Linked DNA regions of Homo sapiens: all the other regions are linked to region 3. Evidence: chromatin contacts called from ENCODE Hi-C or POLR2A ChIA-PET data. All regions are on one chromosome and are shown on one strand. Each heading gives the region's core, a stretch centred on a gene start or an enhancer-like site at or near the end of the contact. The rest is flanking DNA. Distances are from core to core; before and after follow the strand shown.

What was found. Hi-C counts contacts between places; a loop is a spot of excess contacts on that map. ChIA-PET counts read pairs that join two places held with the same protein, here RNA polymerase II (POLR2A). Pooled maps may share reads with other maps.
Region 1: a map with no recorded cell type shows a loop between it and region 3 (5-fold over the local background). The contact joins the promoter of RTN4IP1 here to the enhancer-like site in region 3. A Hi-C loop is called at or near these places in 9 of 37 single-sample maps with no recorded cell type and 9 of 50 pooled maps.
Region 2: POLR2A ChIA-PET joins it to region 3 with 10 read pairs in activated CD4-positive, alpha-beta T cell. The contact joins two enhancer-like sites. A Hi-C loop is called at or near these places in 1 of 168 maps with a recorded cell type or tissue (heart left ventricle). POLR2A ChIA-PET finds 5 or more read pairs at or near these places in 2 of 52 experiments (A549 and activated CD4-positive, alpha-beta T cell).

Annotation. Positions count from the first base shown.
Region 1 is chr6:106,628,226-106,631,433 of GRCh38, reverse strand. RTN4IP1 (reticulon 4 interacting protein 1) reads left to right here and starts at 1,936. Exons shown (of 9, transcript NM_032730.5): 1 at 1,936-2,686. The coding sequence starts at 2,413. It overlaps QRSL1 (glutaminyl-tRNA amidotransferase subunit QRSL1), which reads right to left and starts at 1,856. Exons shown (of 11, transcript NM_018292.5): 1 at 1,729-1,856. The coding sequence starts at 1,752. RefSeq lists enhancers at 1,625-1,684, 1,715-1,854.
Region 2 is chr6:105,508,611-105,512,136 of GRCh38, reverse strand. No RefSeq gene overlaps it. Among named protein-coding and RNA genes, the nearest start is that of PREP, 110 kb to the right of the region's middle. Within about 2 kb of position 2,001, at least 2 of the 41 ENCODE cell types and tissues checked have a DNase peak (open chromatin) inside an H3K27ac peak, as active enhancers do.
Region 3 is chr6:106,102,223-106,105,600 of GRCh38, reverse strand. PRDM1 (PR/SET domain 1) reads right to left here. Exons shown (of 7, transcript NM_001198.4): 5 at 1-776. Among named protein-coding and RNA genes, the nearest start is that of PRDM1, 18 kb to the right of the region's middle. RefSeq lists enhancers at 1-112, 113-827. Within about 2 kb of position 1,725, at least 8 of the 41 ENCODE cell types and tissues checked have a DNase peak (open chromatin) inside an H3K27ac peak, as active enhancers do.

The DNA of each region.
Region 1 (3,208 bases), core at 687-3,186, 530 kb before region 3:
TAGGCACATAGTTTACAATATTACACATATTCCCATTGCATTGCTACTCCAAAATAAATATTTTCTTTAGAGTCTCTTTCTGTTACTTAGATTGACAGTGGAAAAGGCAGAAAAAGGAAATAACATATTTTTATAGGTTGTATTTAATTTTAAAACAAGTTTTGGGTGTTGTCTGTTTATTTATTTTTATTTTATTTATTTATTTTTTGAGACGGAGTCTTGCTCTGCCGCCCAGGCTGGAGTGCAGTGGCGTGATCTTGGCTCACTGCAAGCTCCGCCTCCCGGGTTCACGCCATTCTCCTGCCTCAGCCTCCCGAGTAGCTGGGACTACAGGCGCCCGCCACTACGCCCGGCTAATTTTTTGTATATTTAGTAGAAATGGGGTTTCACCGTGTTAGCCAGGATGGTCTCGATCTCCTGACCTCGTGATCCACCCGCCTCGGCCTCCCAAAGTGCTGGGATTACAGGCGTGAGCCACCGCGCCGGGCATATTTATTTTTTAAAGAACAAATTTGATTCGACGCAATTTAAAATGATAACATAATAATGTATTTTGGGGGAAGAACTATTATTTAAAGCCTGTGGATTTCAATTTCTCATTATATATTACAGCTATCTATAATTATAATTCCACGCTGCCAGCTGGGAAACAAACAAAACGACAACTTCTAGGGTGGAATAAAAAGGAAGATGGAAGGCAGTTTAGGTCATCAGCGCCTACTTCTTACCAGAAATCACCTGGAGCCTCCATTAAACCATACTCCCGAACTTACCACACAGCTCTAATTAAGTCTAGAGTGGGGCATAGTTTTAGTTTCAACAGGTGCTTTATGTGACTCTGATAGCAATGGGCCTGCAGACAGTTCTAAGGTTGAGTGACGTGAACCAGGAAGCAAAAAGACCCGAATTAAAGCTATAACAGCAGAAATAACGTAAGAGGGCAGATTCCAGCCATATCTGCAAGATAGAATGAAGAGGGCTTAGTGATTTATTGGATATGAAAGATGAGGAAGAATCTAAAGGCAAATGAGATAATAGTTGTGCCATTAAAAAGAGTCTATTAAGAATTCAGAAATACCAGAGCTTTTTTAAGACGGGGGTTGAGAGGTAAGTCCTGTTACAATGATTACTTCAACACCGATTAAAGTGAATTTGAGGGTGCTTATGTGACATTTAGAAGAACTGCCCAGAAAGCATTCACAAATACAGTCTAGAATTCAAACACGACGTCCAGGACATGGAGACACGGGTTAGGAAATCACTGGTATCTTAGTGGTAGGTAAATCCTAGAGAACGAATTCTTTGAAAAAAGCCAAAAATTACTCATTTGAATTTTGCAAACTACAGTTTCGCCGGGCTTCTTAGCGACAACTGCAGCTAAGTGTCGGGGACAGAAGAGAGACTGAAGTGGCCCCGCAAGCCCCCTTTGGCAAAGCCCACTCCGAGACCATCCGGATCCCGACCTACACCAGAGCAAATGTCTAATGGTGAGAAGCCGCTTCACCACCCTACAGATCCGCGGTGCAGAGATTTCCCTGCTAAGGTCCTAACTCCTGAATGGGTACGGCGAGTACACCCGAAGAATCGAAAGGTACTTATCCCCCACTCAGTTCTAGAGGAAGCAGCGAGGTGGGCCAAGATGCGTGGTAAGGCCCAGGGACTCTTTGTCAACGAAGTCCGTTAAACTTTCCGCCCTCCCGGGGGCCTCAGCGGGCCAATTCCACTCACTTCTCGGAGGCTCCGGCCCAGCATGGTCCTCGTGCCCAGCCTGCCACCACAGGAGCCAGGCAAGGGGGAAAAAGAGGTCACCGGTCGCTAGTGATGTTACATGGGCGCAGCCATCTTTAATTGTCACTGAGCCCTTCAACACCGAGTACTTGGATTGGTTGAATTGCAGCCCGAGGAAATGATCTTTGTAGGCGATTGGTTGGCGCCGCAAAGCCATCCCGGCGGCTAAGGAGAGCGGGCAGGCAAGGAGATTCCGGGCCAGGGTCGCGGCGGCAGTCGGCAAGCGTTCGATTCTCTGGCGTTGGATCGCGAGCGGTGTCTGCTTGTCCCGCCGAGGGCTCCCAGGACAGGGCAGGGATCTAGGGGGTTTGCGCACCTGCTTTTTAATGCCCCGCCCCCCCTTTTTTTTTTAAAGTGGAGGGGGTGAAAGTGAGGGAGGAGAATGGACAGAATACTGACTGGAACGTTAATTCGAGCATTTCATATGCGAAGAGCGGAATAACAGTTCCGTATTCTTCTTTCAGTTTCTCCATTAGATTAGCTTCATTTTCGAATGCTCCGTTTTGCATGCTTAATTTTGAAACTAGCCCGTGGTTTGGCAGAATTTGACTGAATTCAGGGGTGAGAGTTTGATCCAGTCCAAGTGTATTTGAATTTGAGCACGCAGTTCAACCAGTGTTTACAATGGAATTTCTGAAGACTTGTGTACTTAGAAGAAATGCATGCACTGCGGTTTGCTTCTGGAGAAGCAAAGTTGTCCAAAAGCCTTCAGTTAGAAGGATTAGTACTACCTCTCCTAGGAGCACTGTCATGCCTGCTTGGGTGATAGATAAATATGGGAAGAATGAAGTGCTTCGATTCACTCAGAACATGATGATGCCTATCATACACTATCCAAATGAAGTCATTGTCAAAGTTCACGCTGCCAGTGTAAATCCTATAGACGTTAATATGAGAAGTAAGTTTTCAAAAGACATTGTTACCTTTTTTAAAAAAATCACTTTCATAAGGTATGCCGTTTTAAAAAATTGACTACGCTTCTTTGGTTTACATAAATGAATCATTTAGGTTTTTAACAATACCTCTGCAAATATTTCCAAAATTTTTGAAATTGCAATGGCCAGGGAATCCTTCTGGCCATTTGTATTGACAAAATATAAGCTTGATTGTTTTCATGCGTCCTTAAATATGTAAGTTCAGACTTGAGAACTGTGTCTGTAGCTAACTTTTTTTTTTTTGAGACTGAGTCTCACTCTGTCACCCAGGCTAGAGTGCGGTGGCCTGATCTCAGCTCACTGCAACCTCCGCATCCTGGGTTCAAGCAATTTCTCCTGCCTCAGCCTCCCGAGTAGCTGGGATTACAGGCGCATGCCACCACACCGGGCTAATTTTTTGTATTTTTAGTAGAGATGGGGTTTCACTATGTTGGTCAGGCTGGTCTCGAACTCCTGACCTCAGGCGATCCTCTGCCTCCGCCCCC
Region 2 (3,526 bases), core at 752-3,251, 590 kb after region 3:
AGGCCAGAGGTTGCAGTCAGCCAAGATCACCACTGTACTCCAGCTGGGGCAACAGAGTGAGACTCTGTCTCAAAAAAAAAAAGAAAGAAAGAAAGTAAGAAAAACCATAATTGAAGTGGGTTGTCCTCCAGTGACACTTAGTGCCCCCTAAAAATCTAAGCGACTGTGGTCTCAGGCTTTCAGCAGGCAGGTTGCTCTTGTCTCATGCATGCAATTCTGTGTGGTGGAGAGCTAGAATAGGCTGATAAGCAGAGTTTATAGTGAGGAGGTTTCTAAAACCAAGAAAACTGTATAAACATAGAAAACTAAAAGAGGAAGAATCAACAGAACCAAGAGCTTATTTGTAATGTCTCATGTACCATGTGGGAGGCTTCCAGGTTTGAGTCGCTTATTTGAAACCTATCTTGCTGAGGGCATATATTAAGGTGTATTCTCCAAATCCATTGTGGGGGCATCATTTCCAACAGCCAGGCAATTTCAAGGCCAGGTTGGCCAAGATATCTTGGTATTTCACAGTGGAACATGTTCTTTGAAATGCAAGAATGAAAAGCAGGGTCTCAGGTGGTGAGTATGGAGGGTCAATCAAGTGAGTATGGAGGGTCAATCAATTACTGTTAAAGTCCTTGATGGGGTCTACACAGATCTGCTGTTATTGAGGGAATAACTTCAGTTGGAACAGGTAGCAGTCACTTAACCTGTCAATTGAGCTGTTTAGATGAGTGGCTCACAAGATTCACTGCCAACCTGAATTAAATGTAAGTGTACACCCAGACTGTTTTCAGCATCACTTGCACAAATATATATATTTCCACCTCCACCTCTGAAGAAGCCAATTCAGTAGGACTATGATAAAAGAATAAATACTTTTAAAGGTCCTGATATGATTCTGGGGCCCAGCTAGATTTGGGGAACAGTACTCTCCATAATTAATAGAGTGTAGGTGTAGCCCAGGTATGGAACAACTCCAAGGCATCTTTGGAGTAGTTACCAAATAGGAAGGGCATTTCCATTCTTCAGTGCATTTTTAATATTGAGAAACACTTTAGGTAGTGAGTTAAATTGTATGGAAATATTCATGTGCTCTACACACACACACACACAGACACACACATATACTAGTGATAGGAAAAAATCTAGATTTGATTCATCCTGTTGCTAGCCAAATTCTTTCCATCCACTGAACTTCCTCAGAGTTCTTTGAAGTCAACAATTACTTTGTTCTCAGAGGAATCATTCTGTGGCAAGGAAAATGTTGAAAGCTTAGCAGTGGTATTAGGACTTTCCCAATCTGAATCATTTCAAAATATTTATCTGCATTTTGTTTATTCTTTTTCAGTATTTAGACTTCACTCTTTCTATTAACCAAATCTACTGATATTAGTCACTTGGAAGGCATAGTAAAGACAGCAAATTTGTCAGTGTTGATAACAAAAGGCAGCTACCAATAACTGATTTCCTTATTAATCTACGCTGTCCTCTTTCAGAAGCACAGGTTTGGTGACTGAATAGAACCTTGAGCATAGAGCCTGAAACAGAATCATTTCATAGTAAATATGAACTATAATTTGCATTATTCTTCTTTCATTACCTCATTAGCCAGCCCCACTCCTCCTGACAGATTAGCAGCAATGTACTGAGGGAATATTTTACACACATCCTATTCCTATCTTTTAGCATTACTGTTCTCTGACGTCCTGTTCTGCCTGTCATATGTTTGTCCCTGGCACTTACAGAGTGAGAAATCTGGGTAACATCTCTTTATAGTTGAAACAAGTGGCTTTTTTAACACTTTTCTCTTAGATTCCCCGTTGACAGGAAACCATAGACACTAACGTCAATTTCCTATACTGCTGGAGTATCTCAGGACACAGGGATTGCACTTTTCATGATCCCTCTTCTTTCTGCATAAACCCATCCTCGCAGAGATGCTCACTGTAGTGTCTGAACACACACTGACCCCTAACTGTGGGCGCGGCTGCTCCCACCCATTTCGACTCCACAGCTCCACTCTGTGGCCCTCTCTCAGCCGGGCCCTCCAACTCCAAAGGATACTGAATCATTGCATTACACCCAGTCCAGATCCCAGTTGGTAGCCTCTGTGTTTTTCACTATGTAATGGATGAAGTGTTGATATTTATAGAGGCTTAGTTATTGATAACCCAAATGATAAGATCACTTCAGTGTCTCCCAAATCATTTCTGTTCCTTCAGTGAATGCTTCCACTGGATTCTCTCATCACAGCACATCATCAATCAGCCTCTGCAATCACAGGGAAATTCACAAAGCCAGAGAGTGTGTGTGTCTGAGCCTTTGCAAGAGATACGCAAATTACCCCAAAAAGGGACATTTTAAATCTGTTTTTCTTTTAATGGCCTTCCACCTCCCCACCCCACACACACACACATGCACACACACACACACACACACACAGCTTCTGTTTTTCCAAGAGCTTTTGAAATTTTGCTTGGCTTATACCCCTGAGGCCAGTAGACAGGAAATGAGAATTGGATAGGAAAGGAGTTGAAAACATCTTTTGCAAATTTTTTGTTCTGTGGGGTATGATAATTTTCCGTCTAAAATGTTTTAAAAATAGATTTACCAGGAAATATTGTTTTATATAGGACTGCCATTCTTTAACATTTATATATGGTTATTATTATCGCTACCAGTTAAAATCACCATATTAATAACCTCTTGAATAATGACTTTCATTTGACCACCTGAAAAGTTTAGAAAATACTGAGATAAATTTCCCTGCAGTCTAATTTTAGGGATGATGTTCTAAGAACAGTCTTATCCTATTGAAGGAACATGTCCCATAGAATTACAGTAATTGAAGGGGCAGATTTTTTTAAAACCCTTAAATCATTCGCTCTTTTAACTTCACTTACTATAAAGGAATACTGTCAAATGATTTTTATCTAAACACAGCAAATGACCCTTCTGATTTTATTTAAGATTTTTAGATTTTCTAATTCCCTTCATCTTTGTTATCAATTATGCATTTTCTTCCCAATCTATATGGAAAAAACAAGATAAAGACAATGTACGGAGTTTTTCCATAAAGATTTGTTCTTTAGTTTGAGTTTATTTTCTACTTACTATTTTTATGTTCAAATGTCTTTCTTTTTTGAAGTTATGAATATGATAAAAAATGATTATTGTTCTCATTTGACAAAATTAAAAGTTGATGCTTCCACATTGGTCCCCAAATTTAATTTTGACATTTCATTTCTGAATGAAATAGAAAACTCCTGAAATAAGCATCTGCCTTTAGAATTCCGCGAAGACAGAACACCACTAAATGCCACCATAGTGACTGCAATAAGCCAGAGCACGTAGGGATGCCTGCTGCAGACTTTGCCGCTATAACTTAAGAAATAGATTAGGAGACTGTTGCTGGTGTCCCAGAGGTCATAATTCTTCTTCAGATATTTCAAAAGGATAAGGTAATTAAGTTAATAATCCCTGTTGTTATAAATACTAGATGTGGCATTGTTCATTTATTGCCTTCTAACATCCATGA
Region 3 (3,378 bases), core at 476-2,975:
CTGGAGCAACCTCCGGGCTCCATCTGAGGGCAGCGAGCTCGGGAGAGAAGTGGGGTTGAGCATGGGGTGGGGCAGGCTGCCCCCACCGAGGAGATTGCTGTAGACAGGGCACAGCCTCGGGAAGAGGCCAAAGTTGTTGATGCCATTCATGCTGCTCACAGCGCTCAGGCCATTACAATTCATGCCGTAGGGGGGCAAGAGGAACTTGGGGTAGTGAGCGTTGTACGAGGGGATGAAAGCTGGCGGGAGGTGGGGCAGGGGTGCGTAGCCAGGGTAGGAGCCCAAACCTTCCGTGCCGTAGGACGCGTTCAAGTAAGCGTAGGAGTCCCGGTGCTCTTGAGAGCCGGGGCCCACAGGGGACACCGTATTCCCAGGGCTGCTGTGAGGGCTGGAGCTCTTGAGGCTTTGGTCGGGGCTGCTTCTTGCAGAGGGGCTTGGAGTGGTGGAGGATGGAATGGGGGAGCGAGTGATGTACGTGGGTCTCTCGATCCCGTAGGCCAGGGAAGCTTTCAAAAAGTCTTCTGGCAGAGGGGCCCGGATGGGGTAAACGACCCGAGGGTAGAAGGGCATTTCGGGGCTCCCACGTCTTCTAAAGTCATCGAGGTCCTTTTCTGATGTGAGGGGTGAAATGTTAGAACGGTAGAGGTCCTTTCCTTTGGAGGGGTTGGAGTCCAATTTTAGGATTTCTTTCACGCTGTACTCTCTCTTTGGGACATTCTTTGGGCAGAGTTCATTTTTCTCAGTGCTCGGTTGCTTTAGACTGCTCTGTGTTTGTGCTGAAATAAAGAAAAAGGGGCGATTACACAGAGGGCTAGAGAGAACTGAAGCAAAACTGCCAAAGTTGCTCCTCCTTCTTGAGAAAACCTGAGTAACAGCTGGCGACACAATCGCCACATATCTGGCTTCCAACGCACTCTCATTCTAGAAGGCTCTGGGCCACTCACTCAAAAGTGCAGTTCCGTTTCCTCCTCAGCAAAATGCGGACAATGGCAGCACAGACAGAACAAACAGCAGCCTTGGGTGATTCTGTTTTCATTAGTACAGACCTTATGATAGAAAATTGCTGTTTAGGCTGGAGTAAGATAGCCTAAGCTGGATGCAGTGGCTCTTGCCTGTAATCCCAGCACTTTGGGAGGCCGAGGTGGGCGGATCACCTGAGGTCGGAAGTTCGAGACCAGCCTGACCAACATGGAGAAACCCCATCTCTACTAAAAATACAAAATTAGCTGGGCGTGGTGGCGCACACCTGTAATCCCAGCTACTTGGGAGGCTGAGGCAGAAGAATCGCTTGAATCTGGGAGGTGGAGGTTGTGGTGAGCCGAGATTGTGCCATTGCACTCCAGACTGGGCAACAAGAGCAAAACTCTGTCTCAAAAAAGAAAAAAAAAAAAAAAACTTCCATTTTAATGGAGTGGAAAAATACTGGGGTGGGGACCCTGTCATAGGTTAATAAAAGTCTTTCTGATGTTCATGGTTTACCTAAAGGAAATCAGCATACCCTGAGAACTAAATGTGAAAGATTAAGACTCATTTCAAGTAATACACAGTCATCAATTTTCGCTTCTACTCTTGTTGAATACGAATTTGATAAAGCCCTGTTCAAACTGCCTATGCCAAGGAGCTTAGCGAAGTGAATACCACCTTCCTCGCGATGTGCAGACAGCCTAAGCACTTCACCAAGGCTCTGTCTGGTCTAGCCAGGATCCCAGCAGTGCTGGCCCCTGGAGTCACAAGGCGTGACAGTCACCTCTGCCAAACCACAATAGGTACTTCCTGAGCCAGTTCAATTACTTAGCGCACCCAAGAAAACAGAACAGGCTAAGAGGAAAGCACTTATTCCCAAAGACGGCACGTTATTACTTGGTAAAGATACTATTTAGGAACAGCAGCAATGAGGACAGTTCTAGACTATCCCTGCCACAGCCAGCCCTGTCTCCTCGCTACACAATAAATGATGCCTTCAGGAAAAAACACCCATCTGGGCAGGGAAAACTGAAAATTCCCTGCTCAGCCTTGCCTGGAAACCAAAAGTAAAACATACGATGTTTAGTTTGAGCTCTGATTATTGGAGGACAGTCACTCAAGCCAGGACACCTGCCCTAGGAACGCACTGAAGGCATTGGCTGTCAATGTGTGGAGATGCCTTCAGAGGCAGCAGGTTTGGGGGATCATGCTGAAGCCTTTGTGCAAATATCCTTCATCGTCTAAAAAATGTCTCTGCTTGAATTTAGTTGAGAAAGAACTCCACACTTGCTATCTGATAGGTCTAGAAATGAACTCTGTGAAACTCCAGAACTGAACCCTTTAAATGTATTCTCTAGGCTGACTGGCTTGAGGGATTCGATTCCAATTTGAGAGCCCCTTAGAGAATGTTATCTCCTGCCAGCGGTTATCAGTTCCTCCTGGGCGAGCCTGAAGCCCCAGAATAAACACAGAGAAGAACGCTATCAGGGAAGATGCTGACGGGGGGGCCGTGATGGAAAGCTTGCTGAGGGAGAGGGATTTCTGAAGCCACTAAAACAAAATAAATATCTCCTTATCAGGCCAATATCGGTCTTTCAGTGAGGCCCAGCAGGCAGGAAGTTCTAATTGTCACTTTTGTTTTTTAAAGCTAAAATGGTAAAGGATGAGAAAGACAACTAAGCTTGAAAACTGATAGGCAAGGCATCTCACAGCCACAGGAAGGAATTTTATGAAGGTGAAAAAGAATTATTTGGAAACATCTATATAGGGTCAAATTCATAATGATTTTTAAAAACGATGCCGCTCGAATAAAATGGAAATACAAAAAACTTTACCCTCATGACTTTGAGCCATTTTTACTCAAATTATGTATCTAAGTCTCATATTTTTTCCAGTGGCTTCCACACTCCCTTGGTTCTATAATTCAACAAATAATAATAGCATAAATGTGCAATAAGCATAAAGTTTCAGTCCATCTGTGGCACTGCCCCTCACATTTAGCCAGGGATTCTTCTTAAGTACCTTAATATAATTTGAATGTTGAACTGATATGAAACTTATGATTGGGCCAACAAAAAAGCCAGAATTTTAAACTTTCTATGCAAAACACTTAGCACAGTGCCTAGTATATAGTAAACTCACAATAAATGTTTGCTATCTCTAATGCCTTCAGAAAAATAGATTTGCATCTTATTCTAAAAGAACATCCAGAGTGACATGTTAGCCTCCCTAAGATGCTCTACAGGTGGAAATTAGGAAGTCCATATACAGTAAAGGTGCATTTTAAAAAATCATCCTTCAGCAGCTGAGTAATCAGTGGAGCTGGTGTCATTTCTGACTCTCCCACTCAGCAACAGCTTGAGTTAACATGAAAAAGAAAATCAAGATCTGTTTTTGTTCTGAAATCTTAAATGG